Linked DNA regions of Homo sapiens: all the other regions are linked to region 4. A link is a loop called in an ENCODE intact Hi-C map of the cell type or tissue named here. Cell type or tissue: gastrocnemius medialis. All regions are shown on one strand. Each heading gives the region's core, and the rest is flanking DNA. Links, peaks and the distances in the headings are about the cores only.

What was found. Hi-C counts contacts between places; a loop is a spot of excess contacts. Peaks named below come from ENCODE experiments on the same cell type or tissue, not always from the same donor. Only the 100,000 strongest peaks of a DNase experiment are listed, where the experiment ranks them.
Region 1: a loop joins it to region 4, with 2.6 times the contacts of the local background. A loop is called at or near these places in 27 of 110 quality-filtered maps.
Region 2: it touches region 4 in a loop (2.8-fold over the local background); 3 of 110 quality-filtered maps call a loop at or near these places.
Region 3: it touches region 4 in a loop (5-fold over the local background); 3 of 110 quality-filtered maps call a loop at or near these places.

What each region holds. Positions count from the first base shown.
Region 1 is chr17:77,830,255-77,838,161 of GRCh38, reverse strand. All of the region lies in intron 1 of LOC105371908 (a long non-coding RNA gene), which reads left to right. Among named protein-coding and RNA genes, the nearest start is that of LINC01973, 50 kb to the left of the region's middle. In gastrocnemius medialis, for the core only: no CTCF peak of the experiment used is centred there; DNase peaks (open chromatin) are centred at 1,811, 3,471 and 3,821; H3K27ac peaks cover 2,882 bases.
Region 2 is chr17:77,806,553-77,814,459 of GRCh38, reverse strand. All of the region lies in intron 1 of LOC105371908 (a long non-coding RNA gene), which reads left to right. Among named protein-coding and RNA genes, the nearest start is that of LINC01973, 74 kb to the left of the region's middle. RefSeq lists enhancers at 3,346-4,034, 5,272-5,772. In gastrocnemius medialis, for the core only: no CTCF peak of the experiment used is centred there; a DNase peak (open chromatin) is centred at 3,679; H3K27ac peaks cover 1,815 bases.
Region 3 is chr17:77,316,685-77,324,591 of GRCh38, reverse strand. All of the region lies in intron 2 of SEPTIN9 (septin 9), which reads right to left. Among named protein-coding and RNA genes, the nearest start is that of SEPTIN9-DT, 39 kb to the right of the region's middle. RefSeq lists silencers at 835-1,008, 3,741-3,953 and an enhancer at 6,896-7,731. In gastrocnemius medialis, for the core only: no CTCF peak of the experiment used is centred there; DNase peaks (open chromatin) are centred at 3,711, 4,321, 5,091, 5,571 and 2 weaker places; H3K4me3 peaks cover 3,094 bases; H3K27ac peaks cover 3,656 bases.
Region 4 is chr17:77,883,621-77,891,527 of GRCh38, reverse strand. LOC107985087 (a long non-coding RNA gene) reads left to right here. Exons shown (of 4, transcript XR_001753033.2): 2 at 1,304-1,443; 3 at 1,922-2,137; 4 at 2,867-2,978. LINC01973 (long intergenic non-protein coding RNA 1973) reads left to right here and starts at 7,441. Exons shown (of 2, transcript NR_028337.1): 1 at 7,441-7,606. RefSeq lists enhancers at 1-260, 701-1,201. In gastrocnemius medialis, for the core only: no CTCF peak of the experiment used is centred there; DNase peaks (open chromatin) are centred at 3,747 and 4,997; H3K4me3 peaks cover 1,337 bases; H3K27ac peaks cover 1,146 bases.

The DNA of each region.
Region 1 (7,907 bases), core at 1,747-5,746, 53 kb after region 4:
CTTGTGGTGCTGGGGAAAGAGAGTGGATGAGGGAGCTCAGTCTCCAGTCCCCCCAGCTCTCCCACCCACCCTTAGGCCTGGGTTCAGGTTTGAGTGGGGTGGTCCTGGCCAGGCTATGAGCCGCCTGAGGTCGGGGCCAACGACCACCCTGGTGATACCCCCGAAGGCAGGGCACAGGTTACTTTGTGGGGACTCGCCTCCAGTCGCCTCCCTTTGTACCTCCCCTAACAGAGCCTGGTACATGTCAGCGAGCCAGGTTAGATTTCCTCGTGGATGTTTGGAGGGACACCTGGCTCCTTGCAGGGGTTGAGGCTCCTAGAGATGCTTCAAGCCCAGAGAGTCCACCTGTCCCACCAGGTGCAAAAGCCAGGTCTGCTAGACTCCAAACCATCAACCTCTGCCTGTGGCCTGGCCTGCCCATTTGAGGTTAGGGGAAGCTGAGACAGTCACCTTTGATTCCGGAGAAATATGGGAGGAAGTTAAATGGTGGCCTCCCTTGGAGAGGAATAAGAGCCCCCTGTTTGACAAAAGCTGTGGGGATCTTTCGCTCATTTTCTAAAACACAGTTGCATTGAGATATAATTCATATGGCCTAAACTGTGTCCTTCCAAAATTTATGTTGAGGCCCTCATCCCCAGTCCCTCAAAATGTGACTGTATTTGGAAATAGACCTTTAAAGAGGTGATTAAGTTAAAATGAGCCTGTTAGGATGGGCTCCAATCTAACAATTGATGTTCTCCTGAGAGAAGGAGATTTGGACTCATACAGAAACAGCAGAGATGCCCACAGGCAGAGGAAGGACCCTGTGACACCAGGCACCAGGAGAAGGTGGCCATCTGCAACTCAGGGCCAGAGGCCTCAGAAGAAACTGACCCTGTGGGCCGGGCACAGTGGCTCATGCCCATAATCCCAGTCATTTGGGAGGCTGAGGCGGGAGGATCGCTTGAGCCCAGGAATTCAAGACCAGCCTGGGCAATATGGCAAAACCCCATCTCTACAAAAAGTACAAAAATTAGCCAGCTGTGGTGGCACACACCTGTAGTCCCAGCTACTCGGGGGGCTGAGGTGGGAGAATCGCTTGAGCCTGGGAGCAGGAGGCTGCAGTGAGCCATGATCACACCACTGCCAGTGAGACAGAGTGAGACCTCATCTCAAAAAAAAAAACAAAAGAAGAAACCAACCCTGCTGACACCTTCTCTTAGACTTCCAGCCCCCAGAACTGTGAGGAAATAGGTTTCTGTGGTTGAAGGCACCCAGTCTGTTGTATTCTGTTATAGTAGCCCTGGCAAATGAAGTCACCATGTGACTCACCTGTTGTGTTTTTGGCAGGTGGTTCTTGGCATATTCACAGATATGTGCAATCATCACTTAAGTCAACTTTGGAGAATTTCATCACCTTGGAAAAAACCCAAGTCCTTGTGCCTTTTAGCTATCATCCCAGCTACGGTTTGAATGTGACCCCGAAAGCATGTGTTGGACATGTAATCCCCTAATGCTTGTTATTAAGTAAGTGCTGTAAGTCATTTCAAGGGAAAAGTGACAGCAGCAGCAGCAGCAGCAGCAAGACCTTACTGTTACTCAGCAACTGCAGAGATGGGCAGGCGGAGTGGCGGGGGTGGCAGGGTGGGGGTGGGGCGGTTCTGGGACAGTTTTTAAAGGCAGAGTCCTGGGAACTTCTTCTTTGTTTTTTTGTATTTGGGTAAAGACGGTTTCACCATGTTGGCCAGGCTGGTCTCGAACTCCTGACCTCAAGTGATCGGCCTGCCTTGGCCTCCCAAAGTGCTGAGATTATAGGTGTGAGTCACCACGCCCAGCCGAGTCCTGGGAACTTCCGAGTCGGTCTCAAAGGAAAATGGGCAAGGCCAGAGTTGGCTTGGAGGAGAATGTAGGGTCGAGGGTAGACAGGGACAGCTGCCCCCTTTCCCTCCCTGTTCCTGCTGGACATTCCAAATACAGAAACCCTTAAATGCTCCATCCTCCAGCTCTTACCCACAGAGCTTGAAAGACCACCAATTAGTGTGGTGGTCTTTCAAGCTTGCTAAAGGATCATTTCAAAATTTTTTTTAAAAAGTTTTTTTTTTTTTGCTGGGCACGGTGGCTCACCTCTGTAATCCCAGCACTTTGGGAGGCCGAGGTGGGTGGATCTTGAGGTCAGGAGTTCAAGACCAGCCTGGCTAACATAGTGAAACCCTGTCTCTACTAAAAATACAAAAAATTAGCTGGACGTGGTGGCAAGCGCCTGTAATCCTGGCTACTCAGGGGGCTGAGGCAGGAGAATCACTTGAACCCAGGAGGTGGAGGTTGCAGTGAGCTGAGATCACGCCATTGCACTCCAGCCCGGGGGACAGTGAAAGACTCCATCTCAAAAAAAAAAAAATTTTTTTTTTGAGATAGGGTTTCACTCTGTGGCCCAGGCCAGAGTGCAGTGTTGGAGCCATAGCTCACTGCAGCCTCAAACTCCTGGGCTCAAGCAATCCTCCTGCCTCAGCCTCCCAAGTAGCTGAGACTAAAGGTGTGTACCACCATGCCTGGCTAACTTTCTAATTTTGTAGAGGTGGGGTCTTGCTCTGTTGCCCAGGCTGGCCCCTAACTTCTGGGCTGAAGAGATACTCCTACTTCAGCCTCCCAGATTGCTTGAATTACAGGTGTGAGTCAACACACCCAGTGGATAATTTTGATAAAAGGTAAGATCTTGAGTCTCATACAAATATAAAATGAATACGTGCCAGTGATTTCATTTAACTTGTTAATTAAGGAAGATACCAGTGCAATGTTACAACTGGTTCAAAGAACCTCACATACATAGGCAGTAAGGAATGCTGAAGTCAATTCACAAACACGCAACAGGGCAACAGTCAATTGCATTCTGCAGGATACTCCGCTGTATTCAACCACATTCCACTGGATGCAATTCATTTGTGTTGCTATGGATAAGGGCCATTTGCATGATTATGAGTTTCCTACAACTTGCAGAGTGGCAAAATAGCTCAAAGACAATGAAAAATGAAGATAACCTCAAAAGGTGTGCTAGATAGATACCCATTCATCTTTTTTGCCTATTCCAAGGTCTTGCACTATTTTCCCTGACACACTTGTCTTCCTCCAGGCCTCCAGTTAAGGGGGGCAATGAAGAAATGGGGCTAGGGGAGGCAAGGACAGAGGGGGCTCCTGGGGGCATGCAGCCCCTGTAGGAGGAAGGGCTGATTGGGGTAAGGAGCTCAAAGAGGCTCCCCCACTTGGGAATGGGGTTGCTTTGGATGGCAAGAGGGTGGGAGGAGCTGGCAGAAGAGAGGGGTCTGGGACCATCCTTCACCTGCTCCATGGTTTTGCCTCTGGTCAGCCTGGTCCGTTTTGTCCCCCTGCCTTAGAGAGGCCAAGAGTAACTGCTACTTAGTTCTTATCTGTTCTGAGAACCTTCTCCCAGTGGGGTGGTCAGGGCAAGCGTGGGAGGAGCTACGCCAGTCACAGTAGGCTCTGCTGAGGCTGATGAGTCACTCAGCAGCCAGGAGGACTGCCGCAGCCAGCGAGACTTAGGGCAGCTTCCCTTCTGCCAGGGACTGGGGCGAGCGTGAGGAGCCCTGAGCATTTGGCTTTCCTTTCCTGGCATTCCAGAGGCCTAGGTAGGAAAGCCTCGTGGGATCTCAGGGCTGGGAGGGTCCGCAGAGTCATCTCAGAGGCGTGACCACCCTGCAGTATCCTCCAACAGAACCTTGGGGTTTGCATGGAGATTCTGGCCGGGGAAGATGCCTCCTGAGAACAGGGTGCAGCTTTGGAGGTCACCCAGGGAGGGAGGTTGGGAGCGCTGTCTGGACAGATCAGCCCAGTCAGCTCCAGTTATGGTTGAGTGACAGGCAGCAAAAGGTCCTTTGACTTCAGAGTCAGGAGCACTATTGCATCCCTGGGGCATTAGACTGATCCCCAAAGTGCAACAGAAAGCAGAACATGCTAGATCCCAGACTCTATAGGGACCCCTTATTTGTAGTGGGAAGATTTTTTCAATCAGCTGCTGGGGTGGTGGGGGCAGGGGGAATGGGGGACTGGGATTCCCCAGACAGCGAGGTAGGGGAACAACCTAACAGGTGAGCTGCCTTCTGTCGGGGAAGGTCTGATTACCTGCTGAACACGGAGAGGCTGAGGCTGCTACCATTCCCACCACACTCCTTCCCACACAGCTTTCTGCTCTTTCTCCCATGCAGGGCTCAGCCTCCCATCTGAATCGATGTTCAATGAGTATTATCACATGTCAGATCAAAGAGACAGTAATCCATCATTTTACCCATGGGGCCAAATTAAAACCTGCCAGGGAAAACCCCAAAGTCTTAGTCTTGAACTGAGTCCTCTTGTGCTATTCTCCAAAATTAGTTTTCCAGTATTCGAATGCCTCCTGTGATGAGGACCTCAGCAACCTTCCAACAGCAGCTGACGATATCTTGAGGCAGCTATGAGACTGAAAATCCATATTCCTAGAGCTTTCACTCACTCATCTTAGCTTTATCCCTCGTGAATGATGGCATCCCCTCCAGATTCCCATTGAAACTTAATCCTAGTGCAAGAGTATTAAGAGGTGTGTCCTTTGGGAGGTGATTGAATCATGAGGGCCCCACCTTCATGAATGGCATCAGCACTATTATATGGGTCCTGAGATTGAAGGGAGTGCTCTCTTGCCCTTCCACCTTCTGCCATGTGAGGGTGCAGCCCCAAGGTGCCATCTTGGAGAGACAGCAGCCCTCACTAGACACCAACGCAGTGCCTCGATCTTGGACTTGCCAACCTCCGGAACTGTAAGAAGAGTCTAAGGTGTTTTCTTATAGAAGCACAAATGGGCTAAGACGAGGCCCACAGAGTGCATCTATTTCTTTTTTTTTTTTTTTTTTTGAGACAGAGTCTCGCTCTGTTGCCCAGGCTGGAGCGCAGTGGCACCATCTCGGCTCACTGCAAACTCCACCTCCTGGGTTCAAGTGAGTCTCCTGCCTCAGCCTCCTGAGTAGCTGGGATTACAGGCACGTGCCACCACGCCTGGCTGATTTTTGTATTTTTAGCAGAGATGAGGTTTCACCATGCTGGTCAAGCTGGTCTTAAACTCCTAACCTCGTGATCCACCCACCTCAGCCTCCCAAAGTGCTGGGATTACAGGCATGAGCCACCGTGCCTGGCCTCGAGTGCATCTGTTTTCTTTGTAGCAGTGCAGCCCCTAGCATTCTTGAAGAGAGGCTTTTGTTCCTCCTGAGTTTGTCTTCTCCAGTCCTAATAATTTTTCAAGAAGCCTGATTTCAACCTTTACCTTCCTAGTTAGTTCCCTGTGATATGATTTACTCTCTGCTCTCCTGTTCCTCCTTTTACCAAAACTAAATAATAGGCCAGAGCAGTGATCCTCAACCTTTTTGGCACCAGGGATCATTTTCGTGGAAGACAATTTCTCCATGGACTAGGGGCAGGGGATGGTTTCGGGATGATTTAAGCGCATTACTTTGACTGTGCACTTTATTTCTATTATTATTACATTGTAATATACGATGAAATAACTATACAACTCACCATAACGTAGAATCAGAGGGAGCCCTGAGCTTGTTTTCCTGCAACTAGATGGTCCCATCTGGGGGTGATGGGAGACAGTGACAGATCATCAGGCGTTAGATTCTCACAAGGAGCGTGCAACCTAGATCCCTCACATGTGCACAGTTCACAATAGGGATTGTGCTCCTTTGAGAATTGAATGCCGCTGCTGATCTGAAAGGAGGCAGAGCTCGGGGGCAATGGGAGTGATCAGGAGCGGCTGTAAATACAGATGACGTTTCACTCGCTCACCCACAGCTCACTTCCTGCTGAAGCTCCAATGTCCAGTAGTCCCCCGGGGCTGGGGACCCCTGGGCTAGAGGGTGTCAGGCCAGAGTGGAGGAGAGTGAGTTATTCTCATCTCCTTTCTTAAGGAGACAGTACTTTTGGTAATGGAGCCCAGGTGTATTAGTCAGGGTTTTCCAGAGAAACAGAACCAGTAGGATATATACAGATATGTAAGAGAAGACTTATTATGGGAATTGGCTCATACGATTATGGAGGCCAAGAAGTCCCAGGAAATGCTGTCTGCAAGCTGGATGACCAGGAAAGCCTGCGCTGTAACTCAGCCTGGGTCCGAAGACCTGAGAACGAGGCGGGGGCAGGAGGCGGGTGCTGGCATCGGCCCAGGAGAAGCTCCAATGTCCAGTGTCCGAGGGTGGGAGAAGATGGTTGTCCCCGCTCCAGCAGAGAGAAAATGTGCTTTTCCTCTGCCTTTGTGTTCTGTTGGCTCCCAATGGATTGACTGATGCCCATCTACCTTGGTGAGGGCAGATCTTTACTGATTCAAATGCGAATCTCCTGGAAACATTGTCACACACTCTCCCGGAAATAATGTCTGGCATTCCTTAGCCCAGTCAAATTGACACTTAAAGTTTAACCATCACACTGAGACTACATCAGCAGCCCGGGTGCACGGCTGACTCAGAGTGAGCCAATTCCCTTCAACAAAACAAAAACCTGCACAGCCGTCCGTAACCATGGGGAGCACACTGGTTTTCAATCAGAGGCAAACCAGGACTTTTGAAGATAAATCCAGTCCCATTAAGCCGGACATCTGGAAAGAAGCAGGATACATTTGTGTGAAAGAGGACAGAGAAGCAGGTGGCTAGAGCATCGCCACCCCTCCCAACTTATTTTGGATTCCCTCCGAAGCAGACTCTGACTCAAATACTTGAGTTCCAGTAGTTTATTTGGGAGGTGATCCCAGGGGCACAGGCAGGGGCGTGAGAAATGAGCCGGGGAAGGGAAGGACCTTTGCACACAAAAAGTGGGCTGTGAAGCCGGTTACCACTGCAGGTGGCTGGAGCGCAGTCCTGCCAGAACCTTTGGGAGGCAGGTGGAGGCTCATCCCTCAGGACCCAGGGACCTGGGGCATTCATGCACCAAACCCTGCTGGGCTTTGACTGAGGGCTGCTTTGGCTGGGGGCAGGTGTTGCTTCCCTGGCACTTCTGGTCTGCTGCGCTCGTGGCCAGAGAAAGAGGCGCAGGCGCTGGCAGTGGGAGCTCAGTCAGCAAGCCCGGAAATGGAATGGGCTGCGGGCAGTGCCCGCACCTGCACCTTCCCCTTCGGCCCTGTATACAGCCCCGTTGGCCTTTGCCTCACTTCTGCCTTGGATTTCTCTGGAGGTGGTGGGAGGGGTGAACGTCTCCTGTTCTCTCCTCCCAGCATTTCAACTTACTATCGGCCCAGGCGTCAACCCTACCCACCCCTACCTGACCTCCCCAAATAGCAGAGACAGATGCTTGAAGACATCACCTGCCTGGGACAGGGAAGCAGGGAGCCAGGATGTGCCGAGCTGGGCCAGGCTGGGAAGGGACACTGGCCTGGGCACAGCAGGGTGCAGCCATCCACCCACAGGCTGGGGTAGGGGATCAAAAGCCAGTTACCCCCAGGGCCTTCCAAGAAGGGGAGAAGAGGGCCCATCTCCAAGAGTGGCTTCCCCCTCCTCCCAGCACTGTGACTCAGAGGAGGCCGGAAAGGGAAAATAGAACGCCCACAGCTCAGCGGCTTTCACGGTGAGCCTGAGTGGGCTGGTTCTCCAAGGAGAGGGAGGGAGGATAAACTTTAGGACTGACGGAGCCTTGGAGGCTGCAGAGACTCAATGACAACTTTTCAGAATCAGAACCCTAACTTGTGTGTCCAGAGGGGTGGGTGGGGTCCGGAGGTGGTCCTGGGTCATGGCTGTGCACTGGGGCCCTCTCTCCGGGCCCCTCCTGCTCACGCCCAGGTCGACTGGTCCTGCCTCTTTTTTGCTTTGGCTTCAAACTCCAACAAGGCCTGGGCCTTCTGAGCAGGAAGCGGGAAGGCCTTCTTTAGCTAAGGAGGAGAGAGGATTTGCCAGGCACAGCAT
Region 2 (7,907 bases), core at 1,313-5,312, 77 kb after region 4:
GAGGTTGGAAAGTGTACGCGTAACAAACCACCTCAACATTTAATGGCTTAAAATAACATTGATTATTTCTGTTTTCTGTGGATTGGCTGGGCAGTTCTTTTCTAGGCTGTTTGGCTGATTCGTATGGCAAGCTGTTGGCTCGGCTGGCGCTGGGGCTCTGGGGTGGCTTCGCTTGCCTTCTGGCAGGTGGCAGGCTTGTTGGTCTAGAATTGCAGCTGAGATGGCCCATCTCTGCTCCATGTTGCTTCTCATCCTCCAGGAGGTGACCTGGGCTTCTTCTCAAGGTAGTTTCAGGGCTCCTAGTACACAAGCACTTTCGAAGCCTCTGATGGTGCCACACTTGCCATTCTTTCATTGGCCAAAGTCAAACACATGGCCAAGCCCAGAATCAGTCAAGGAGGGGGCTACTCAGGGCACGGGTACAGGCAGGCATGAATTAATTGGAGGCCATTATTCCAACGATGTATCCCAAAGGGGCAAGAAGATAGAATCTATTTTGGCAGGCAAATGATAAAAATAACATTCTAAAAGTTCACCATCTTAATAACAAAAAGTCCTACTTAACGCCCAAGTTAGACAAGGAGTGGTCAGTTTAGGAATTGGCTTTCTGCCAGGATGTACCCCTCTCTGACTCAGAGGTTTAATTATGAGCTTTTCTCTGTCCTTGCCCCTTCCAGCCTGTATTATTAGTCTGTTCTCACACTGATAATAAAGACATACCCAAGACTAATTTATAAAGGGAAGAGATTTAATTGACTCACAGTTTCATATGGTTGGGGAGGCCTCACAATCATGGCAGAAGGCGAATGTGGAGCAAAGTCACATCTTACTTGGCGGCAGGCAAGAGAGCATGTGCAGGGGAACTACCCTTTATAAAATACTCAGAACTCGTGAGATGCATTCACTATCACGAGAACAGTATGGGGGAAACTGCCCCCATGATTCAATTATCTTCTCCTGGCCCTGCCTTGACACATGGGGATTATTACAATTCAAGATGGGATTTGGGTGGGGACACAGCCTAACCATATCACAGTCTCTATCCTGTATGTATAATTAAAAGGCGATTACAGCTGTTTTTGGCTTAAAAAATTAAACATGACCATCTTGCTCTAAAAAACATCCCTAGATGGCCCCAAATAGAGAAAATCACAAGTAAAGTGGCATAGACAAGAAGAACTAGATGGAAAAGACAAGGCAGGTACAGGGAAAAGGACTATAAGGTGGGAGGCTCGGTGAAACACCTGCTTCCTAGGGTCAAGTAAAGATCAAAGCTCAAGGAATGTCTACCTGAACGGAAACTCCTTTTATTCATTATCTATGGCTGCATCACAAATTTCCTCAAAACTTAAGGGATTCAAATAATAATAACTATTTGTTATTGCCCATAGTTTCTGTGATTCAGGAAATTCAGGAGCAGCTTAGCTGGGTGGTTCTAGGTTGGCATCTCTCCTGAGCCTTTTGTCAAGATGTTGGCAGGGCTAGAGTCATTTGAAGGCTTAACTGGGGTGGGAGAGTCTGCTTCCAAGATGGCTCATTCATGTGGTGAGCAAGTAGTTGCTGGCTGTTGGCTGGAGGCCTCAGTTCCTCTTCATGTGGAATTTTCCATGGGGCTCTTGAGTATCGTCACAATATGGCGGCTCTTTCCCTAGAGGAAGGGATGCAAGAGAGAGCAAGTGAAGGCTGCAATGTGCTTATGACCTAGCTTTGGAAATCACAGGCCTTTGGGGTAAAGAAGGCCTGGAAGGTGGCTATGGTCTTTGGGTTCTCCAGGGTACAGTCCATAGGCACCTCCCACCCTAGAGCCCAACCCCATTGGTGTTGGCCCTGAACCCAACCTCCACGTTCTGGCTGATACCCCAGTGGCTGCTCTCTGGGCCCTGATCAGCCAACAAGTACTCTATGACCTACAAATATGCTAGTGACACACAGACTCCAACGGCTGGACTAGCTCAGACTTCAGTGAAATAGACATCAGCCAGGTGAGGAGCTCAGCTTGCCATCTGTCTCCCTGGGCCATACTCATTGATGACGAGGTCAATTTCTGCTTTTGCCATCTTCCCACAGAGGGCCCAGCAAGCTTGGCCGCTGAGCTTTCTTGGGACATGGTGACTTCCTTCCTAGAAGGAAGTCCCTGCTACTTTCTGCCAGTGCTCAGGTTAGAGATGGGATTGCTTGTGTGTGGTCTCATTTCCCTTCCTGACCCCCAGGACAACCTTTCCTTATTCACTGTGACACTGAATGCCACACCTTAGACAGTAGTTGCTTGACGTATTTTGCCGAATGGATGAAAAGCACCCCAGAGACCCCACAGTGCCCTGGGGCATCATTCTCACTGTATTCTATGTGGCTCTACCCCAGCCCCAACCCATTTCCAAATCCCTCTCTGTACACTGACCACAGAGAAGTAGAATGATTTGCAGGGAGGCTGAGCATTTGGGGAGGAGGACATCTCAGGAGGAAGGAGGTGGTGGCCCTGGCAGATGGTCTTCGTGCATGGGACCGGATGTCCAGTCCCTCAGCTCCAGCCAAGGCAATACAGATTCTCCTGGGGACCTGAGGCGGACTCCTCCACATCTTATTTCTAAGCACAAATCCATCTCCATCCCCTTTTGCCTCCTCCGCATGCTCGTTCCTGCCGGCTCAGCACCCTGGAGGGAAGTGGGATATGGCCCAGCAGGTCACCTAGAATAAAGTAAGTCATCAGAAAAGGTCCCTGATTCATCAGAGGGCTTTGGCTGCCAAGCAAATGCTCTTGAAAGCTTGCTTTCTTCAGCTGCTGCGTCTCAGGGGCAGGGACTTACAGTGTTTGCTTTTCAGCCAACCACCCTCTTGACTCAGAGGCTGAAGTGCCCAGGAAGCAGGGGCAGAAGGCCCCAATGTAAGGTGAGCATGGGGTGAAGTGAGCCCCGAATTTGGGAGAGCAAAGTATGGCTCTGCCTAGCCAGACGACCTCTGGATTTGGGAACACGAATATGATAATAAAAACAATATGTGCTCCTCAGTGATGACACTGATTGAACCTTTCCCTGGGTCAGGCATTGGGCTGATGGTTTTGCAGGTTGTCTCTTCCTTAATCCTCACATCACCCTCAAAGGGTGTCTGTTAATGCTCCCATTTGGATGATAAAAAAGCAGAGGTTGCCTGAGCCGGATTTGCCAGTTCTAGAGTTTGATCTCTTCACTGGCATGAGATGCTGCTTCTTGGCCCCAGGGTCTGTCCTTGAAGCAAATGAAGTCCAACCTGCACAAGCATCCCCAGGGTAGGGACACGTGGACTGCTGGGGGAAATCACAGGGAAGGGGTGAGAATGGAGCCGTCTTCCTTTTCTGAATGAGGGTGGTGCCCTGAAGATTTATCCCGCCCCTTGCTGGTGCAAGGTTGTGGAGGGCCCAAGAGTAGCAGGCACATCTGGGCACATGGAGGCTGGTATGAGCATGTGGGTGTGGAATACAGAAGACCCTAAACAAGAACTGAGATCTGAACCTTTCACAAGGTAATGCCCCAAATAGCAGAGCAAGTGATGCAAAGGATTTCATAACTGTGGTGTCATGCCCCAGAGATGCAGCTGACCAGCCTGGAGCCTTCTGTCTCATCTGGGCCTTTTGTTTTCTGTCCTTCTGCAACTGGAGACAAGCTTATTCTCAGCCCCTCAGCCTGGATTGGTGTCCTGGCTGGGCTCCGAAGAGCAGAAAGGCCATGCATGTTCTCTTTCCTTTACCCATGCCAGAAGCTGTGTGAGTCATGTGTTTGTATTTTTAGCAACACATAGGAATTGCTGCATGACAAATAATTGGGGGGGGGGAGTGGAGACACTTGCAAAATTAACATAACAAAGGCAGTTATTTGGATCTAACTCTCAGGGATAGAGGCAGCCTGGCAGTGCTCCTTGATCCAGGAAAGGCAAGAGAAATGAAGGGCTGACGGTGGGGTTGCCGGTGCCCCAGGAGTGGAGGCACCCAAAGGTTTTCTATGGGTAGCAAAGGAAAATAGCTTTTCCGGGTGGGCAGCTGGCATGGTCCTGGAGACCTGGGCATTGTATGTGCTGTTCTAGTGTGATCACAGCAAGTTTGCTTCACTTAGAAAGGCTAGAGAATGTGGATTTCTTCCTGTGGACTCCCTAGGCCCCTAAATGAGCCCCACAGCCTCCTGGGAGTCTTGCCCATTTCAATCACTTGTTATCTTCACCATCACCCCGTTACCACCACCATCATCGCCACCATCACCATCATCACCACCATCACCATCACCATCACCATGATCACCACCACCATCACTATCACCATCATCATCACCATCACCATCATCATCACCATCACCATCATCACCACTATCACCATCACCACCACTACCATCACCATCACCAGCATCACCTCCATCACCATCACCACCATTATCATCACCATTACCATCACCACCATCATCACCATCATCACCATCATCACCATCACCACTATCACCATCACCATCGCCATCACCATCATCACCACTATCACCATCACCATCACCTTCATCACCACTGTCACCATCACCATTATTACCACCGTCACCATCATCATCACTATCATCACCATCACCATCATCACTAACTACCATCACCATCACCACTACCATCATCACCATTACCATCATCACCACCATCACCATCATCTTTACCATCATCATCATCATCATCACTATCATCCATGGAGAGTTTGACATGTCCATCTTCCTGAACATGTTGCACACATTATCTGATTGAATTTATCCTTCATAACAGCTGTGGGGAGTACATGAAAATGATCCCATTTTGCAGAGGCAAAAACTGAGGACCAGAGAGATTTGGGTCTGACCTCAAAGATGGATAATCCCGAGAATGGGAGGAATTACCAAGGGCTCTCTGGATGCCCTAGTCTCAATCATGGCCTCCTCAGAGTTATACTGAGTTATGCATGACCACAATAGCATGGGCAGAGAAAAGGGGAATGAATATTCCTAGAACTTGGGGCCTGCCTCCCAACCACCCCCCTATTTTTTCTTTTGAATCTTTACTACATTGGTGAAAATCATATGGAAATATCTGTAGATCCTGAGCAGGGTCTAGGTAGCAAATAAACAGAGTAGGGTGTGAAGGGACAAAGTTCTTAGTGGCTGCGGCCCACCTGGCCTTCTGGAGTTTGGCGAGGGAGAACCTGGGATGCGGTGAGGACACTCAAGCCCTGGTCCCACCTTGGCACTCACCCACCTTGTGACCTTGGGTCAGGCCCAGAGGCTGGCTCTCTATCAGTCCAAAGAGGTGAGCAGGGCCTGCCCTGAGTGTGGAGGGAGCAGCAAATGAAACCAAGCCCATACCCCCAGCATTGCACATTTCACCCTGTATGAGTGTCCTGTGGCCGCCGTAACAAATTAGTGCAGGCTTGGTGGCTTCAAACAATGGAAGTTTATTCTCTCACAACTCTGGAGGCCTCAAGTCTGAAATCCGGTAGGGCCATGCTCCCTCTTGGAGGCTCTAGGGGAGAACCCTTCCTTGCTTCTTCCAGTTTTTGCCGGCTGCTGTGTTCCTTGGTTTGTGGCCATATCACTCCAATCTCTGCCTCCGTGGTCACATGACCTCCACCTCTGCTGTCTGCATAATCTCCCTCTGCCTGTCTTTTATAAGGATACCTATGATTGGACGTAGGGCCCACCCACAAATTCCAGGATAATTATCTCATTTGCATCACACTTTAATTCACAGAGCACTTTCCCATCTTTCATTTATTTTGTCCCCTCCACAAGCCCGTCAGATAAGCAGGGAAGACATATGTTTACCCTTCTTGTATGTGCATCACGCTTGGACAATTCACTAGTGGGTTGTCAAATGACTATAGAGGGATACTGAGGCCCAGAAACCTTATACCAACTGTCTAAGGGGCCAGAGTTTGAGCAGACTCAGAAGGGTGGTCTCCTCATCTCAAGACCTTCCACTTAATTACATCTGCAAAGACCCTTTTTCCAAATAAGAGCTCAGTCACAGGTTCTGGGGATTAGGACATGAACACACCTTTTTGGGGACCATTATTCAATCCACTACATACTTCCTGCTGAAGACATGTGGGGTCCCACTGCTCCTGAGAAAAGTGGAAACTTCTGACCTTGACACCCAAGATCCTCTTTAGCCTGGTTCTTCATCCCCTCTCCAACTTTATTATCTATTACGAACCTGCAAAACATGAAGCTTATACAAGCCCCCATCATCATCATCATCATCATCATCATCATCATCATTAGGGATGTCTTCTAGAAGGTAATAGTATCCAAGTAGAGTCCTGACTTAGAAGTTAGTCTTCTAACTCCTTTTGAGCCTGCTCTGACTCTGGCCTCTTGGACAGTTGACCTAAGGTATTAGGGCCTCAGTTTCCCTCTGCAATCACTTGACAACCCATTTAGTGAGCTGTCCAAGTGTGACGCACATACAGGAAAGGTAAACGTATGTCTTCCCTGCTTATCTGACAGGGTAATGGAGAGGACAAAATACATGAAAGATGGAAAGCACTCTGTGAATTAAAGTGTGACGCAAATGAGGTGCATGCACGATCATTCTCGTCTCCTGGGATTTGGCCACCTGGATGCTGGAATGATCCTGAGCTTCCTGAGGCAACCTTGGCATTTATAACAAGTCAGCACCCTTTGCTTCTGGGAAGAAAAGCACGAGGTTTCTGAGGGTTGGAATAATGCAGAGAGGTAGCTCCTAAATTGTCTGCTTCTGTGAGCTCAGGGCTGTTTCACTGTCTCTGGCCGCTTGGCATCGTTGTGTTGAGGGCCCCCTCACAGACATCAGTGGTGTCTGTACTAGGGTGGCACTGGAGATCCAAGCCAGACCCTCAGAGCCAAGCCTTTGCTCCAGCCTACCTGGAGAAGATGGCTGTGGCCCTAGAGACCCTCCCGGTCACCCCCAAACCAGCAATGCAAAATTTATTCCTACTGTTATTAACAGTATTGGGCATTGCAGGAGCCGTTGCCAGTCTCCATCACTTGGTCACACGTGACCTGAATCCCTAGAGGAGGTGAGGCAGGAGCTGATGGCTGGTCACTGAAGCCCATATCCAGCCCAGTGCATATCACAGCCAAGTGGAAAGATGGGGAGGGAACTGGGGAGACAGGATGGGAGGCATGGCGACCTGGGCTGTTCCAGCTCCACCTGCCCTGGCATCCTCCCAGTTTCATCATCTTGGTGGACTGTCCTTTGCAAAGCCCCTTGCCTCTGTCCAGCCTGCACACCCACGTCGGCACCCCTGAGTACCCCAACCTCTCAGGCCCCACAGCATCTCAAAACGGTTCATTGGAATTGCCCTGGGTTTTCTTTTTTTTTTTTTGTAAGTGTGAAAATAGCATAACGGCCTTGCGGGTGACCCTTGAATAATGTGGGGGTGAGGGGCGCTGGCCCTTAGAGACCCCGATGCAGTGGAGAATTTGAGTATAAATTTCAATTTCTCAACACTTAATTACTTGATCAGAAGCCTTACCAATATCACAAGCAGTCAACGAACACCTACTTTGTATGTCTTTATGTGTTATATGCTCTATTCTTACAATAAAGTAAGCTACAGAAAAGAAAACGGTATTAAGAAAATTGTAAATAGCAGGCTGGGAGTGCTGGTTCATGCCTGTAATCCCAGCAGTTTGGGAGGCCGAGGTGGGTGGATCACTTGAGGTCAGGAGTTTGAGACCAATCTGGTCAAAGTGGTGAAACCCCGTCTCTACTAAAAATACTAAAATCAGCTAGGTGTGGTGGTCGGTGCCTGTAGTCCCAGCTACTTGGGAGGCCGAGGCACGAGAATTGCTTGAACCTGGGAGGTGGAGGTTGCAGTGAGCCAAGATCGTGTCAATTCACTCCAGCCTGGGTGATGGAGTGAGACTCCGTCTCAAAAAAGCAAAGAAAAGAAAATT
Region 3 (7,907 bases), core at 2,627-6,626, 570 kb after region 4:
ACTGGGGAATTGCAAATCAAAACCACAAGGAGAGACCCCTCACAACCATGAGCTCTGGGCAGGTAGGAAGACGCCTGGTGGGGAGTTGCCGGCTCCATGCTGTCCCCAGAATTCCTGCAGGGGCTAAGCCCGACCCCGACACCTCACCAGGAGCACAGAAACGAGTGGAAAAGGCCAAAGGCCACCCCAAAGGGCCAGAGGGGTCCAGCAAGGAGTCTGGGACATGGAACCATGCTGTGCATCCAGACACACGGGGACAACAGGGGGATGAAAGGTGGCCCCTAAAATTTACATCCACCCCAGAGCCTATGAACATGGCCTATTTGGAAAAAGGGTCTTTGCAGACGTTATGAAGTTAAGGATCTTGAGATGGGACCATTTTGGGTTACCCAGTGGGCCCTAAATCCGAGAAAGACTGTCCGTATGAGAGACAGACAGGGGGAGATTTAGGGCACAGAAGGAGGCCCCGTGACAACGGAGGCAGAGGTCGAGTGGTGTGGCCACGAGCCAAGGAACGCCAAGGGTTTCGGGAGCCGCCAGAAGCTGCCAGAGGCGAGAAGCAGGCTCCCCCTCGGAGCCTCCGGAAAGAACCAGGCCTGCTGATGCCGTGATTTCGGACTTCTGGCCTCCAGAACGGCGAGAGAAGAAATGTCTGGTGTTTTGAGCCACCCAGTTTGTGGCACTTGGTGATGGCAGCCCCAGGAAACCACTACAGGGACCAGAGTTCCCACGGGGCTGGGCAGGAAGCGGGTGCAGAGCGCGTCAGGCCAGGCCTCTCACCTCGGAGATGGAAAAGCAGAGCTGGAGAGGTTGAGACCGGACAGGCACCGAGCGTCCAGGGGTAAGAACTCCCAGGGGATGGCAGAGGCCATCGGGGACAGCACAGCGAGGGACAGGAGGGAGGGGTGAGGGCTGAGGCACCGCCCTCCAGGAGGCCTCGGTTCCCCGCCCACTGATGACCCAGGAACCCCGTAAGAGGAGCTGGGCTTTACCCTGTGCCGTACTGCATCAGATGGACCCTGGTGGGGACAGACGTCCAGCGACAGCGTGGCCAAGCCCCCTCCAGGACCCCGGGCCTGCATTCATGACCATGCACAGACGGCCACTTCCCCTGCCTGCAGCCCTCCCTCGTGGCCTGTTCCTAGCCTCCCAGCCCAACAGAGCTCCCCAGTGGAAAGTTCCCTTCTTGGAGACTCTCTCCCTGCTGAAATACAAGCTCTTGGAACAAGATAAAACTGCTTAATTTGTAAAAGCCACAAAGCCGTTCCAGAACAAAAAAAAAGCTCCGACCCTTGGCTGGAAGGAGTGGCCTTCCATGCCTCAGCGGCCAGTCACCACTCCATGACTCATGCCGGCCCTGCTGACAAACCCTCCAGCACCTTCCCAGGGGAAGGCCACAGCCCCCAGGGAGGGCGGGAGAGTACCCAGGCCCCCGTTCACAAACCAGACCGGAGCCAGACACTGCCGAGGGAGGGACAAGAGGGCAGGTCTTGGGGCTCCTAAGCCTTCCCTGGGGCTGGCAGACCACCGTGGACTCACCAGGGTAGGACCACCCCCTCCCACAAACCCTTCCTGGGCAGCTGTAGGGCAGCCTGAGCTGGACACGCCTCACACGCCAGCCCAGTGGGGCATGAGGCACCCACAGCCACGTCTGGAAGTCAGCGGGCCGGCATCTGCCGGGCAGGCCTCTGTCACACAGGCACAGCGTCCTCCCCATGGCTCCTCCTCAGGCCAGAGCATGCTTGGGGATCAGAGCAGCTCTCGCAGTGGCTTGCAGCCTGACAACGCGGCGTGAGCCATGCCCTGCAGAGAAGAAGAGCCCCTCAGTGAGGGAAGAGGCGCCCACAAAACTCAGGACACGCGCAGAAACCCGCAGGAGGTGGGGGCGCTGCCTAGGGGCCGTGCCGCTCCCACCCCTCACCTTGCAGATGACGGAACTGCGGCCCAGAGCTGCCAAGTGGCTTGCTCAAGGCCACCCAGCAGGGACAGGAAGGAAGTCACTTCCCCAGGGACTGTGCGGGAGTTCAGTGACAATTAAAGACCAGCGCTAAAGTTTGCCCAGGACGAGAACCTCATTAAGGGAAACAGCTCCGGGACTGTCGTGTTCATTCGGAAGGCAGCCAGTTTACAACTGAGTTTCTAAAAATGTACGTTTTCTTACATGAAAACACATCCGAATGGGATTTTGTAGAAAGCATCTTTCATCAAGGCACAGCCCGAGGGGAGGTCCCCGCTTCATCCCTGGCTGTGCTGTCCTCAGCCAAGGGCAGCAGGGATCAGAGTGGTCTCTGGGGCACAGCACTGGCTGCTTTCAAAGAGTGTTTTGTTCAGTTCATGAAAAGCCCGTGTTTTGTGAGCCTGGGAGGGTGCCATCACTTCCAGCTCCCCAGGGAGCACCACCCCCAAACCCACGCCTCTCTGCTCAGCTCTCAGATCCCCTGCTGGTCACCCATCTGGGCCTCGGCTAGATCATCTATAAAGTGAAGGCCGAACCCGAGGCTCCCCGAGGCCCCTGCCAGCCAGGCGGGTGGAGTGACGTCCTCCTGGGGCTGGTGGCCCAGGAGGCAGGGGACCCACTGTGGTCTGCCCAGGCTGCCTGGTGGGGTGGTCACTCCGAGGACGGCTCCACTGTGCAAGCCTGACGAAGGTCCCTCTCAGCGCTCCCTGCCCTGCGGCTCCTGCTGGGCGGAGAGCAGGACGCTGGGCTCCACACCCACCCGTCCCAGCGGGCCTGAGCCCCCGAGCTCAAACAGATAAGATGCAGTTTCACTGCCACCCAAGCCTTCTGCCGTCTCCCCTGGCCCCCTCCTGAGGTCCGCCTGCTGTGCCCGACTGGGTGTGCTCAGCGGCACAACACACACCCGCTCCACCAGTCCCAACGTGACAATCAAGATGTGGCCCTGAGGCCGGGCGCCGTGGCTCACGCCTGTAATCCCAGCACTTTGGGAGGCTGAGGCGGGCGGATCACGAGATCAGGAGATCGAGACCATCCTGGTTGACACGGTGAAACCCCATCTCTACTAAAAATACAAAAAAATATGGCGGGCGCCTATAGTCCCAGCTGCTTGGGAGGCTGAGGCAGGAGAATGGCATGAACTAGGGAGGCGGAGCTTGCAGTGAGCTGAGATCGCGCCACTGCACTCCAGCCTGGGCAACAGAGCCAGACTCCGTCTCAAAGAAAAAAAAAAAAAAAGATGTGGCCCTGGGAGCAGTGGTGGAGGGGACCACACGTCCTAGAGAGGAGCCACCGAGATGGGCCTCCCTCTCTCAGGCCTCTCAGGGACCCCCCAACACACACATAGTGGCAACCAACAGACCAGGGCCCAAGGCACGTAGGGGTTGACACTCTTAGCGACCTCCCGCTCCATGGCCCGTAGGTCACTTCAGAATACCCAAAGCCTGGAGCTTGGCTCAGCCACCCCATGTCTCCCAGCGCTGGGCTCAGAGGGCGGCATGAGCGGCAGAAACTGTCATCACTGCTAATTACCGATGACGGCGCTGGCCACGTGAGATGGCAGCCACGGCACCGCATGTGAGTGAAGGGACCAAGGAGGCTGGGCCTGGGAGGGAGGGCCTGGAAAGCTGGGGTGAACTAAAGGCAGGGGAGCCCCCTTTCTCTTCATTTGCCTGTTCACGCCCTGATGGGTCTGTGCCTGCGGCAAGGGGGCTGCCAGCGTGAATGGACACACGCACACACATGCACACACACGTGCACACACACGCCAGGCTCCTCTGAGCGCCGGGAGCTTCCCCCTCTATAATCAACTGCCAGGAAGGCACAGAAATGCTATTTTAGGTAGGAGACCGAGGCAGCCTTGAAGACAGACTTTGGCTGGAAGCAAAAAACAAACCACACAGTGGACAAACCAACCACCAGCCAGGTCCAAGCGCCGCCGCCCCAGACCCGAGCCAGGGGGGCAGGTCCCCCACACCCTCCCAAGGTTTCGGCGCCAACAGCCTCAGCATTGACAGTGGCCATGACATGCAAGAATGGCACACTGGAAAATGAAAGGGAAGTAGCCAGGAGAGAGGAGAGCCGAGTTTAAATAAAAGCCAGACTCAGGAGAGCTTAGCTTCTGAGACGGAGTTCATCCCACGAGCTTGGAACCGTCAAAAAGAAAAGAAATATTTCTGTGAAAAATGAGCAAAAGCGCCCTTTGCATGCTTATTCCCCCAGGCATAAATAAAGCCCCGAGTCCAGGGCAGTGGGGGGCGGCCGATGGGGAGGGGGCTGTCTGCGTACCTGAGATCCGGTCCCTCTCCATTCCTACGGATATATTTAGCAGCGGCGGGAGTCCCGGCGTCCCGCTCAGAGGCGGCCTCCCCTTTCTCACCCCCGTCGCCCTCCCTCTCTCAGCCTCCTCCTCCTCCTCCTCCTCCTCTAAAAACACTCTTTGTCTGGTCTAATTTCTTCAATCTGTTGCAATCACGAATGCATCCGAATTACCACATTTCCATGTGCTGATCATATGTTTGTGCTCCAAACTGAAGTAGCATTGTCTCTTCAAAACGGGAGGAAAAAGGGAGCAAAGGAGAGAAATCCAAAAATAGGAGGCAGGAGAGAGGGCCCGAAGTGGGCCCCGAGGAGTCCGGCAGACCACCGGGTCTGCCTGCGAGAGTCCCAGAGTCCCGGCCGCCCGGTCTGGTCGGTGGCTGCAGAGGTCCCGAGTGCGGCTTCCGGCAGCCTCCTCTCTCCACCTCCTCCAGCCCCCGCCGCCCCGAGGCTTGCTGCTCCTTTTTAATATCCACTTGGAGATGCTTAACTTAGACTCTTGGAAACCAACTCACAGAGTCAAATTCCTGACGACTTCCAAAGTCTTTCATTTTCCCTGTCCCGCGATGCTACGATTTCCTTGGGCTTAAGGGTTTAAAAAGCCCAGTTCCTGCGTGCCTGCCTCGCCTTCCTCTGTCCTGGGCTGGCCCCAGCCCTTCTTCACCCTGTACCCCAACGTGGCTGGGCAGGAGGAACGGCCGTGCCCCAGGCCAGCGTGCTGAGAAAAGGTTCCGGAGCACCTGCCCAGGAGGAACCCTGAGAAGTCACCCCCCTCCGTCCCATTAGTCTGCAGTGACAGAGGCAGTTGCCGTCCCCGCCCAGGCAGAGAGGGCGAACGGGACGGGGACTTCCTGGAAGATTCCTACCACACACGCATGAGTCAGTGAGTCTCTAGCCGTCCCCTGGGAGGGAGCGAGTCTTCCTCTCCGGGAACTCGGGGCCCCACTGGGGGATCAGTGCTGTTCCCCACTGTTCATCCGGGGTCCTCAGAGGCTGCTTACTTACCTGGGGGGTCCCCACCAGCACATGGTCAGGGTCCATGCTGAGGCCAAGGGCTCAGCAGAGCAGGTGGGGGTTTACAATGTGGGTCCCTGGGGTGGGAATCAGGGGCATCCTCTCTGTCTTTAAGCTTCACCTCAAGGGTTCATTCAAACCCGAGACACGGAGGCTGGTTCTGTTGGCCCAAGCCTGTTTAAAGAGAATGTGTGTTTGTGCCAAGGCTGAGAACTCAGGCAATCTCTCTGAAAACTCCAGACTGTCAGCTTCTGTTGAGAAAGGGAGGACGCGTGGCCGCACCACGGAAGCCTTCCTGCCTGGCCGCACAGGGCTGGTATAAGACAGTTCTGCTCTTCAGACAAAACACTTTTCAGTCTGTGCTGCTCCCCAAGGCCCCCAACAAATTTACAATATTTGCACCCCTCTACCTCGACACACCCCGCAGGCCTCTGAGTTTACAATCCCTGCCCCACAGAGCCAGGTGAGTTACCTGTGACCAGGTGAGGCCCATGCACAGCCCTCGGCTAGATGACAGAGCCAAAGGCCCTGAAGTGCCACTTCAGGCCACAGTCCCGTCCGCTCTCTGCCTGGGATAGGACCCCAAATGCAATCTCCTTGGCAGAAAGGACATCTTCCTGGGGGGTGGGGAGGACCATTCCCAGCCTTCTGGGAGACATCAAGCAACCACCTCCTCCCAAAGAGCCTGGAGGACAGCCCCACAGGCAGCCAGACAGTGAGGGAGGTGGGGACAGCATCTCAGCCGAGGTGGGAGGCTGGGGAGGAAGGGAGGGATCATAGTCACGAGAGAAGGCTGAATAATGGCCCCAGGGATAGCATGTCCTAATCCCTAGACCTGCAAATGGGACCTTGTTTGGAACAAGAGTTTTTGCATCTGTGATTCAGTTGCAGATCTTGCTGTGGCGAGAGCACCCTGGATGGTCTAGGTGGTCCCTAAAGGCAGTCTCGGTGCTCATACAAGACGGGGGCAGAGGGAGATTTGACACAGACAGGGATGGCCAAGTGGAGATGGGGCCCGGAGAGATCTGTAGATGCTGGTGTTGAAGGTAAGGGCCATGCAGCCACAAGCCAAGGGACACCCACAGCCACCAGAGGCTCAAAGGGGCAGGCGATGAAGGCAGTGGCCCCCAACCTTTTTGGCACCTGGGATCGGTTTCAGGGAAGACAATTTTTCCACAGACCAGGGAGTGGGGAGATGGTTTTGAGATGATTCAAGTGTATTATATTTATTATTTTATTTTATTTTATTTTATTGAGACAGAGTCTCGCTCTGCCACCCAGGCTGGAGTACAGTGGCACTATCTCAGTTCACTGCAACCTCCGCCACCTGGGTTCAAGCAATTCTTCTGCCTCAGCCTCCCAAGAAGCTGGGACTACAGACGCCTGCCACCGTGTCCGGCTAATTTTTGTATTTTTAGTAGAAACGGGGTTTCACCATATTGGCCAGGCTGATCTTGAACTCCTGACCTCGTGATCCGCCAGCCTTGGCCTCCCAAAGTGCTGGGATTACAGGCATAAGCCACTGTGCCTGGCCTTTATTTTTTATTTTTTGAGACAGAGTTTCACTCTGGGATTACAGGTGTGAGCCACTGCACCCGGCCACAAGCACGTTGTATTGATTGTGCACTTTATTTCTATTATTATTATAATATATAATGAGATAATTATACAACTCACCATAATGTAGAATCAGTTGGAGCCCTGAGCTTATTTTCCTGCAACCAGACGGTCCCATCTGGTGGTGATGGGAGACGGTGACAGATCATCAGGCATCAGATTCTCATAAGAAGCACGCAACCTAGATCCCTCACATGTGCCGTTCACAATACGGTTCACTCTCCTATAAGAATCCAATGCCATGGCTGATCAGACAGGAGGCAGAGCTTGGGCAGTAATGCGAGCAATGGGGAGTGACTGTAAATACAGATGAAGCTTCGCTCGCTTGCCAGTCACTCACCTCCTGCTGTGCAGGCCAGTTCCTAATAGGACACACGGGGCTGGGAACCCCTGCCCTAGAGCCTCCAGAGGGCTATGCCCAGTGGACACCCTGATTTCAGCCTGGTGACCCTGATCTCGGATGTGTGGCCTGCAGAGCTGTGAGAGGATGGCTGGGCGTTGTTGTGACCCAGCCAGCTTGTGGCCACTCGTTACAGCAGCTGCAGGAAACTGATGCAGCGCCACAGACGGAGCCAGGGCTCAGCTCACTGGAGTTGCTTTCTGTTATTCTATTTCTTCCTAAAACATTGTGTTAAGCCAACCACTAACAACCACTGACTCCGATGGGCAGGAATCGCAGAGGTTTCTTGGTTTGTTTCTTTAATCCCTTTTCCAATTTTGAAATAATATTCCTTGTTGGTTTTTCTGATTATAAATGTAATATCTTTCTTTGTATTGAGTTTAGAAACAAGAGAAAAAGTAAAAAGCAGAAACCCCAGCTGGGCAAGGTGGCACGTGCCTGTAATCTCAGCACTTTGGGAGGCTGCGGCGGAAGGATTGCTTGAAGCCAGGAGTTCGAGGCTGCTGTGAGCTATAATTGCACTACTGCACCCTGGCTGGGTAAAAAGAGTGAGACCCTGTCTCAAATTAAAAAAAAAAAAAAAGAAGAGGAAGAAAACCCATT
Region 4 (7,907 bases), core at 1,656-5,655:
CTTTAGGTTGTGCAACAATCAAATTACTTAAGTTAACACCGGCCAGGCGCAGTGGCTCATCTCTAAAATCCCAGCATTTTGGGAGGCCAGGCCAGGAGGAACACTTGAGCCCAGGAGTTGGAGACCAGCCTGAGCAACATAAGGAGACTCCATCTCTACAAAATATTTTAAAGTTATCTGAGTGTGGTGGCACCCAAGACTTGGGAGGCTGAGGTGGGAGGATCGCTTGAGCCCAGGGTTTAGAGGCTATAGTGCATCATTGCACTGCAGCCCCGGGAGACAGAGCAAGACCCTGTCTCAAAACAACAATGACAACAACAACATTTACTCCTCCCATCCCAATCTACTTAAGTAAAATGATTACTCCAGCAAGCTGTGCTGATGAGTGTGTCCTGAGCCCCTCACCCAGAGCTCCTGAGGACCCCAGTTGGAGAAACCTGGGCTTACAGGCATCCCTGGGAGGTGGCAGGGGAGGAGGTGGGGATGGGGAGCTGGGGGGAAGCCAGCATGGCCTCAGGTTTCTGCCACTGCCCCAAGGCCTGGACCTCTGTTGGAGGTGTGCTGGGCTTGCATCTTCAAGTAAGGGCTCCGTTTTGCAGCATGGCATCGGGCACAGCCTGGGTGCTCAGAGTGGGCTTTTTGAGTGAATGACGAATGCATGAAAGGTGACTCTCAGAGCAGAGTTCAGAGGAAGCCAGGTGTCAGGGGGATGACCAGACCCTTGCCCAGGAGGGAGGAGTCTCAACTGTGGGGGGTGGGTGGGGGAGAGTGGATGGGAGGGTGGGGGGCACGCAGCCCTGACACCTGGCACTCCAGCCAGCCTTGGGCCTCTGCTGCCCTGTTTGGGGTCTTTGATACAAGCATTCCTGCAAGAGCTCCTTGCACGCCGACACCTTCCCATCGGGAGAGGCTGGAAGCATGGTGGTTGCCTGCCGTGTCCCAGCTGTTGTGGGTGCTTCTTCACGGCCAGTTCCTCTGACCTGGAATGGCCAGACTCGTCTTGAAGGGTGAGAAGTCATATCTCCGAATGCCCAGCAGGGTGCCTGGCAAGGGCTGCTGCTCTCTTATTATTATCATTAACGTTGGGAGATCGGCATTGAACTCACCTCTTGAGAGTTGAGGAGCCCCTGGTGGGGGACACTAAGCACCTGCCCCCACCGAGGGGACAAGCTGGGGTTGGCACAGAGCTCTCTCCCGCTCCAAGTCCTGCCTTCCCCGCCGGGCCACAGCTGCTCCAATCACGATGCTTCCCAAAGGACTTTCTGCAAGTGACCCTGGCCTCATCTCTTTCTGAGGACTGTAGACACCTCAGGGAGAGGGACACTGTGTCGGTTTCCTGTGGCTGCTGTAACAAATTCGCACAGACTGAGAGCCTTCGAACAGCAGGCATGGATCCTCTCACGGCTCTGGAGGCCAGAAGCCCAGGATCAAGGTGTCAGCGAGGTGGGTTCCTTCTGACGGCTCCAGGGAAGAAGCCACCCTGTGCCTCTCTTCTTGCTTCCGGCGCTTGCCTGCAGGCCTCAGCGTTCCTTGGCTTGTAGACTCCAGTCTCTGCCTTGGTGGTCTCATGCGTGTGTCTCTGTGTCCAAATTTCCCTTTCTGGCCAGACGTGGCGACTCACTCCTGTAATCCCAGCACTTTGGGAGGCTGAGGAGGGCGGATCACCTGAGGTCAGGAGTTGGAGACCAGCCTGGCCAACATGGTGAAACCCCATCTCTACTAAAAATACAAAAATTAGCTGGGCGTGGTGGCAGGTGCCTGTAATCCCAGCTACTCGGGAGGCTGAGGCATGAGAATCACTTGAACCGGAAAGATGGAGATTTCAGTGAGCTGAGATTGAGTCACTGCACTCCAGCCTGGGCAACAGAGCGAGACACTGTCTCAAAAATAAAAAATAAAAAAAAATTCTCTTTATTTTAAGGATGCCAGCCTTTGGACTGAAGTCCCACCCTATGACCTCGCCTTAATTTGATTACGTCTGCAAAGATGCTATTCCAGAATAAGGTCACATTTACAGTTGCTGGGGGTATGATCGCTTGGAGAACACAGTTCAAACCCCTGCAGACACAAATTCATGCCTGCCCACCAGCTCGAGCCCCAGACACTGCTTTCAGGGGAGCCCATGCCAAGGCAGCAGGTGGGTGTCTGTCTGTCTGGAGGATCTGTGGGGAGAGTAGGTTACTTTGGGGTTTGTATAGGGAGGCAGGACGGTGGCTGTGCAGAGGGAGAGAAGGGAGATGCAAAAAGACCCCAGGGAAATGAGGAACAAATGGGGACGGGACACAGGCCTCTGGAGGGAGGTGGGATCCTTAAGTCTCAGGGGTTGGGGAAAGAAAGCTGAAGGCATTTTGAGGGAAGCAGTGCATAGCCCAGTGATCTGGCAGTGGTGAGGGTTCTAGGGGGAAGAAGAGCAGGCTGTGGGGTCTGATTCCTCCATGCGCTATCCCCCAGTAGGCGAGTGGCCTGATCCTTTTTGACCTCTGCTTTCCCTTCCCTTCCCCTTTCTTCCCTTCCTCTTCACTTTCCCCTTCCTCTTCCCTTTCTTTCTTTCTTTCTTCTTTTTCTTTTTTTTTCTTTCTTTCTCTCTCTCTCTCTTTCTTCTCTCTCTCTCTCTTTCTTGCTTCTTTCTTTCTCTCAGAGTCTTGCTCTGTCACCCAGGCTGGAGTGCAGTGGTGCCATCTCGGCTCACTGCAACCTCCCCCTCTCGGGTTCAAGCAATTCTCCTGCCTCAGCCTCCTGAGTAGCTGGGATTACAGGTGCATGCCACCATACCCAACCTTTTTTTTTTTTTTTTTTTTTTTTTTTTTTTTAGTAGATATGGGGTTTCATCATGTTGACCAGGCTGGTCTCAAATTCCTGATTTCAGGTGATCCTCCTGCCCCGGCCCCCCAAAGTGTTGGGATTACAGGCATGAGCCGTCGTGCCTGGCCTTGATCCCTGTTTTCTGATTGCCCTAATTGGGAGAATAACTCCTCCCCTATGAGACAACAGATGAGAAAGTGCTTGGAAAGTAAAAGCAATGTTCACCATTAAAGATTGTAACATGTGGAGTGCTGCATGACTGAATTGTCAAACATGAATAACTCAGCTCTTTTCAGATTCACAATCATGATCAATGCCTCCGGGACTATGAAAACGCCATCATGAATGTTTACATTATTCTCTTGGGTGAGCGGAGCTTTGGAAAGGAAAAAAAGGAAAGTCTAAACTGACAAACTTCTGAAAACACTCGGGTCTGGCAGGAGTTCTCTTCTCTCCCCGAGAGCAGAATTGGGGTTGAGCGGCACTTGGTAGGCGTGGAGCGCGCTTCAGTCTCGGGCCACTACCCCAGGCGTTTTCTCATCTGACACTCACAGCAGCCCTCGGGTAGGCAGACACGGTGTATTTACGCCTTTCATTCGAGTCCCTTTGGGGGAGCAGGAGGGAGGGAGGGTGTGAGTGTGTGCGCGCACCCGTGCATGGGGGAGGCGGGGCCTTTCGATTCCGATGCCAGTTACGCAGACACCCTCACATCCTCGGATATACCGCCACCGAGCCTGAAGTGCTGACAATATCCCCATTTTTCTCTGTCCTGACAGCTTTTGAGATGCCAGGCCAGCCTCCCTTCCTAATCGGTCATTTTCTGAGGAGGGGCAGCTCGGGCGGTTGTTAGAGCAGAACGCACGGCTTCAATCCCTCTGTGTGGTGGACCTTGTTGCGCAAGGGTCCCTGTGTCCGGCACGTCATCGCCCTCTGTGAGAATGAGCTCTCCTTCCGGTCACTGCGCGGTGATCGCAGCAGAGGGGACGTGGCATTAACAGCACGCGGTTGCTCCACTCACCCCTGGCTTTGTAGCCTACAGCAGCTTGAAACACATGACGCTGTAACAACCTCTACCACGCCACGGAGGCATTCTTTTTTATTGTTTCCATTTTCTAGTTTGTGGCAGATTGGATTCCTGTTTCTAATTCTTCCCTCCCTCCCTGGTGTAGAATTTCACATTTGCCTCTTTCGCCAGGTGGCTTTGCAGTGCGTTCCCGCCCTCCCCCGCCAAGAGTGGGTGCAGAATTTTTCCCTGCTCCGCGTCAATGCTGGGTGTGGCCATGAGCCCTGAAATTACACATGGAGCCCAGCCTCTGCTGATCTGTACCCATTAAGAAGAAAAAATGTTGATCTTTGTTGCTGTAGGTCATTGAGATTTCTGGGGTTGTCTGTTATGTAGCATTATTCTAGCGACTAGTTCCCAGGTCATTCATTCACTCAACAAACACTGTGTGGCTGCCTTGGGTTAGGAATGCTGCTAGGAGCTGGAGATAAAAAGACAGGACTTAGTCCCTAGCCTCGGGGGTCTTACTGTATAATAGAGTTGTGGCTGTCAGGCTGTGAGGAGACAAGACAAAGCCAGTTCCCTGTCGCACAGGGGTTTTCAGAGTTCGGGGTGGAGAGGGTGGAAATGGGAGCCCCAACAGGCAGGGTGTCAGGTAGGGCAGCCCACGTCCCACCCAGAACGACATGCCTCCTTTTTAATCTGTGTCATATTTTGGGGTCTTGAGTAAGGTGCTATTTCCCAGAAGGATCCTAATGCCAAAACAGTTTGCAAAGCTCTGTGGGAGGAAGCTGCAGGTCACAGGAGGGGAAACTTAGATCACACAGACTCAATAAGGAAGACCGGGGCTGCTCCCAAACCTCAGGCATGATCCACTGGGATCCATCAGCAATGTCTTTTTCCTCTTTATTATTTCTTCCAAATACCAGCCCTGGGAGACACGTTAGAACCCATCTAGCTACACATAACAGCTCTCCACATCTCTGTGGGAATATAGACAGGCCCGAGGCAGGGGGCTGGCTCAGGGTTCCACAGTGGCAGAGGAAGAGCCTCCACAGATCCCGCCTTGCCCTCTGTCGCCAGCTTCTCCTCTCTGCCTCCATGATCTGGAACCTTCAGCTGGTCAACTGAGCCACGCCCGGTGCTGTGGTGCTTCCCCAAGCTGCACACGCCGATGGCAGTGAGGAATGACTGCGCCCATTGCATCACCTCCTCGCTGTCAGTGAGCCAGTGAGCACCTGCGGCTGCTTCGAGGGGAACTACAATAAAACTTCCAAGACAGTCCACTTTTTAGGAGGTATAAGCAAAGAGCAAACACAACCTGTCAATCGTGCCGAATGCTGCTGATGCTGTTCTCTCATCCTAAAACAGACGATGAAAATGCTAAGCTCTGTAAAGAAGGACTTAGTCATATTCAAAATTCTCCAATAAACACCTCACTGTTGTGTTTCGCCAGCTCCGCATTACACGCAAGTCTCAATGGCCCGTGGCTCAGTGTCCTGCTCCGTGAAATGACGGAATTGGACACAGCTCACAGCTCACTCTGGAGTTAACTGAAGCCCTTGAAGGAAAACCACCAGGTTTTCTAAGAGTTTATGGCATTATTTATTTTTATTATCCTCACCAAAAATTTATGTTCAGCCACTTTTTTTTTCCTCTAAATTTTCTGGAACGTTTCTCCTTAGTGTTCTTCATTCATGAAGCACATAAAAGTCTCTTTGACCTTATCTCTCTCTCTCTTTTTGTAAAGCTCTTCTTGGTATTATTGAATTTTATTCATAGCAAGACCCATCTGAGGCAATCCTGGTGCAATCTTCCTCACTTTGTCTGTCTTCCTTCCTTCCTTCTTTCCTTTCTCCCTTCCTTCTCTCTCTCTTTGTGTCTTTCTTTCTTTCTTTTTCTTTCTCTCTCTCTCTTTCTCTCTCCTTCCTTCCTTCTTTCCTTCCTTCCTCTCTCCCTCCCTCCCTCCCTTCCTTCCTTCCTCCCTTCCTTCTCTCTCTCTTTCTTTTCTTTCTCTCTCTCTTTCTGTCTCTCTCCTTCCTTCCTTCCTTCCTTCCTTCCTTCCTTCCTTCCTTCCTTCCTTCCCTTCTTTCTTTCCTCCCTCCCTCCCTCCTTCCCTCCCTCCCTCCCTTTCTCTCTCTCTCTCTCTCTTTCTTTCCTGTCTCCAATCATCCACCCACCCACCTATCCATCCACCCACCCGCCCATCCATCCATCCACCCACTCACCCATCCATCCATCCACCTACCCACCCACCCATCCATTCATCCACCCACCCATCCATTCATCCATTCTTTCACCTAGTCATCCACCGATTCAACCACCCATCCACCCATCCAGTTATCTACCCACCCACCCATTCACCACCCACCCACCCACCCATCCATCCACCCATCCATCCAATCATCCACCCATCCATCCAACCACCTATCCACCCACCCTTTCACCCATCCACCCATCTATCTATCTATCCATCCATCCTCCATCCATCCATCCATTCATTTAACAAAAGAGACAATCTCCTGTCCCCTTTGGGAACACTGCCAAGTTTTCTCTGCCTTGCAGCTGGGTCGAGTTGACATTTGGCAGAAGGAGGTGGGTGGTACATTTTGCATCAGGGCCTAGGCCTGCCTCAGACACAGGTGTTCAGCTCCATGCCAGGACTAATGCTGGGCATGGAAAGCTGGAGAGGTGGCTTTGTGCCCAGGGCCGGTTGTAGCATCTTGGCATGTTTCTGTTCCCAAAGTCCCCAGTGGGCACAGGGACATTCAGCCATCTTCAGAGATAGCTACCATTTAAAGCAACAAGGAGATAGGACAACCATCACTTTCCCTGACTCCAGTGAGACCTGGAGGCTGTCCTGCAAGTGAGATGCCACCTTAAGCTCTTCATGAGCAGAGTTGCCCATAGCCCTTAGCTCACTGCAGGAAGCAACCAATGTGGCCCCCACATTAGTAGCCCTCAGAGCCAGACCAAGTTCAAAATTTGGTTAACAAACCTGTAGGCTTCTTCTTGTTTTCAAATGTCACAGAAAATCTTTTTGTGCTATTGTAGGAATGGAATCTCTCCTTCCTTCAGCCTCATCTGAGTTGAGGTGGGGAGAGTTGGACACAAAGTTCAAGGGGAGAGAACACTCAAAACAGCCCCCAGAAAGCCAAGGCAGGGGTTGGCACACCAAAATGACACAGAGACAGCTCCATGCCCTAATGGGTCGATCCCATCCTTCAATAACAGTGGGTGGCTGGGATCTTCTGCATTTCACGGGAGGCTCAGGGAGATGAAGCAACTTGCCTGAGGTGTCACAGGTGTAGGAAGGAGAGTAGGGGCAGATGGGGCCCAACTCCAGGTTTGCCTGGATGCAGAGCCACGCGTTCCCCCCGCCTCCTCCTTGATGGGTTCTCTCTGCACGCTTCAGGGTGCCCCCATGCTCTGCTCGGCCCCTGCAGCAGGAGGGCACAGAGCTCACTGCTGGCTGGTCTCCATGGCAACAGCTGACGAGTCTGCATCAGATGATGGCAGAGCTGCCTTGGAGCGCGAGCTTGGCTGTGACGGCAGGGACTTGGGAGGAGAGGAGCTGGAGGAGTGGGGGATGGGGCATGAGCTGGGGTGCCGGATGGGCTGCTCTCCCAGCAGCCATTTGGAAGATGCTTCCAGTCAAGTCTCAATCTCAGTCGGTCACTGGTCCATGTATATTTCATGGACATCTACCCTGTGCTGGGCACTGGGCAGACAACAGTCTACTGGACCCAGTCTCACTCTCAAGGGGACTGTAGTCCAAGAGAGAGGCAGGTAGATTATCAGGTAATTCCAGCTCACCACGATTGATGGGAAGGTAGGGAAAGTTTGGGATACATGCAAGGCCGTAGGAGAGGCACCCCACCGGGGCTTGGGGGCAGGAAAGTTTTCCAGGAGAGAGGGATATCTACGTGGCTTTCTGGCGGGGGGGGGGGGGTCGGGGAGAGAGAGAGAGGGAGAGAGGGAGAGAGAGAGAGATGAATGAGATCTGCCAGGAGTCCTCAGTGCCTGGAGCTCCAAGGGAGGAAGGCTAGGGAGGGAAGCCATGCTTGTCCTGGGGCCGAGATGAGGAGGAAGGGGAGGGTCT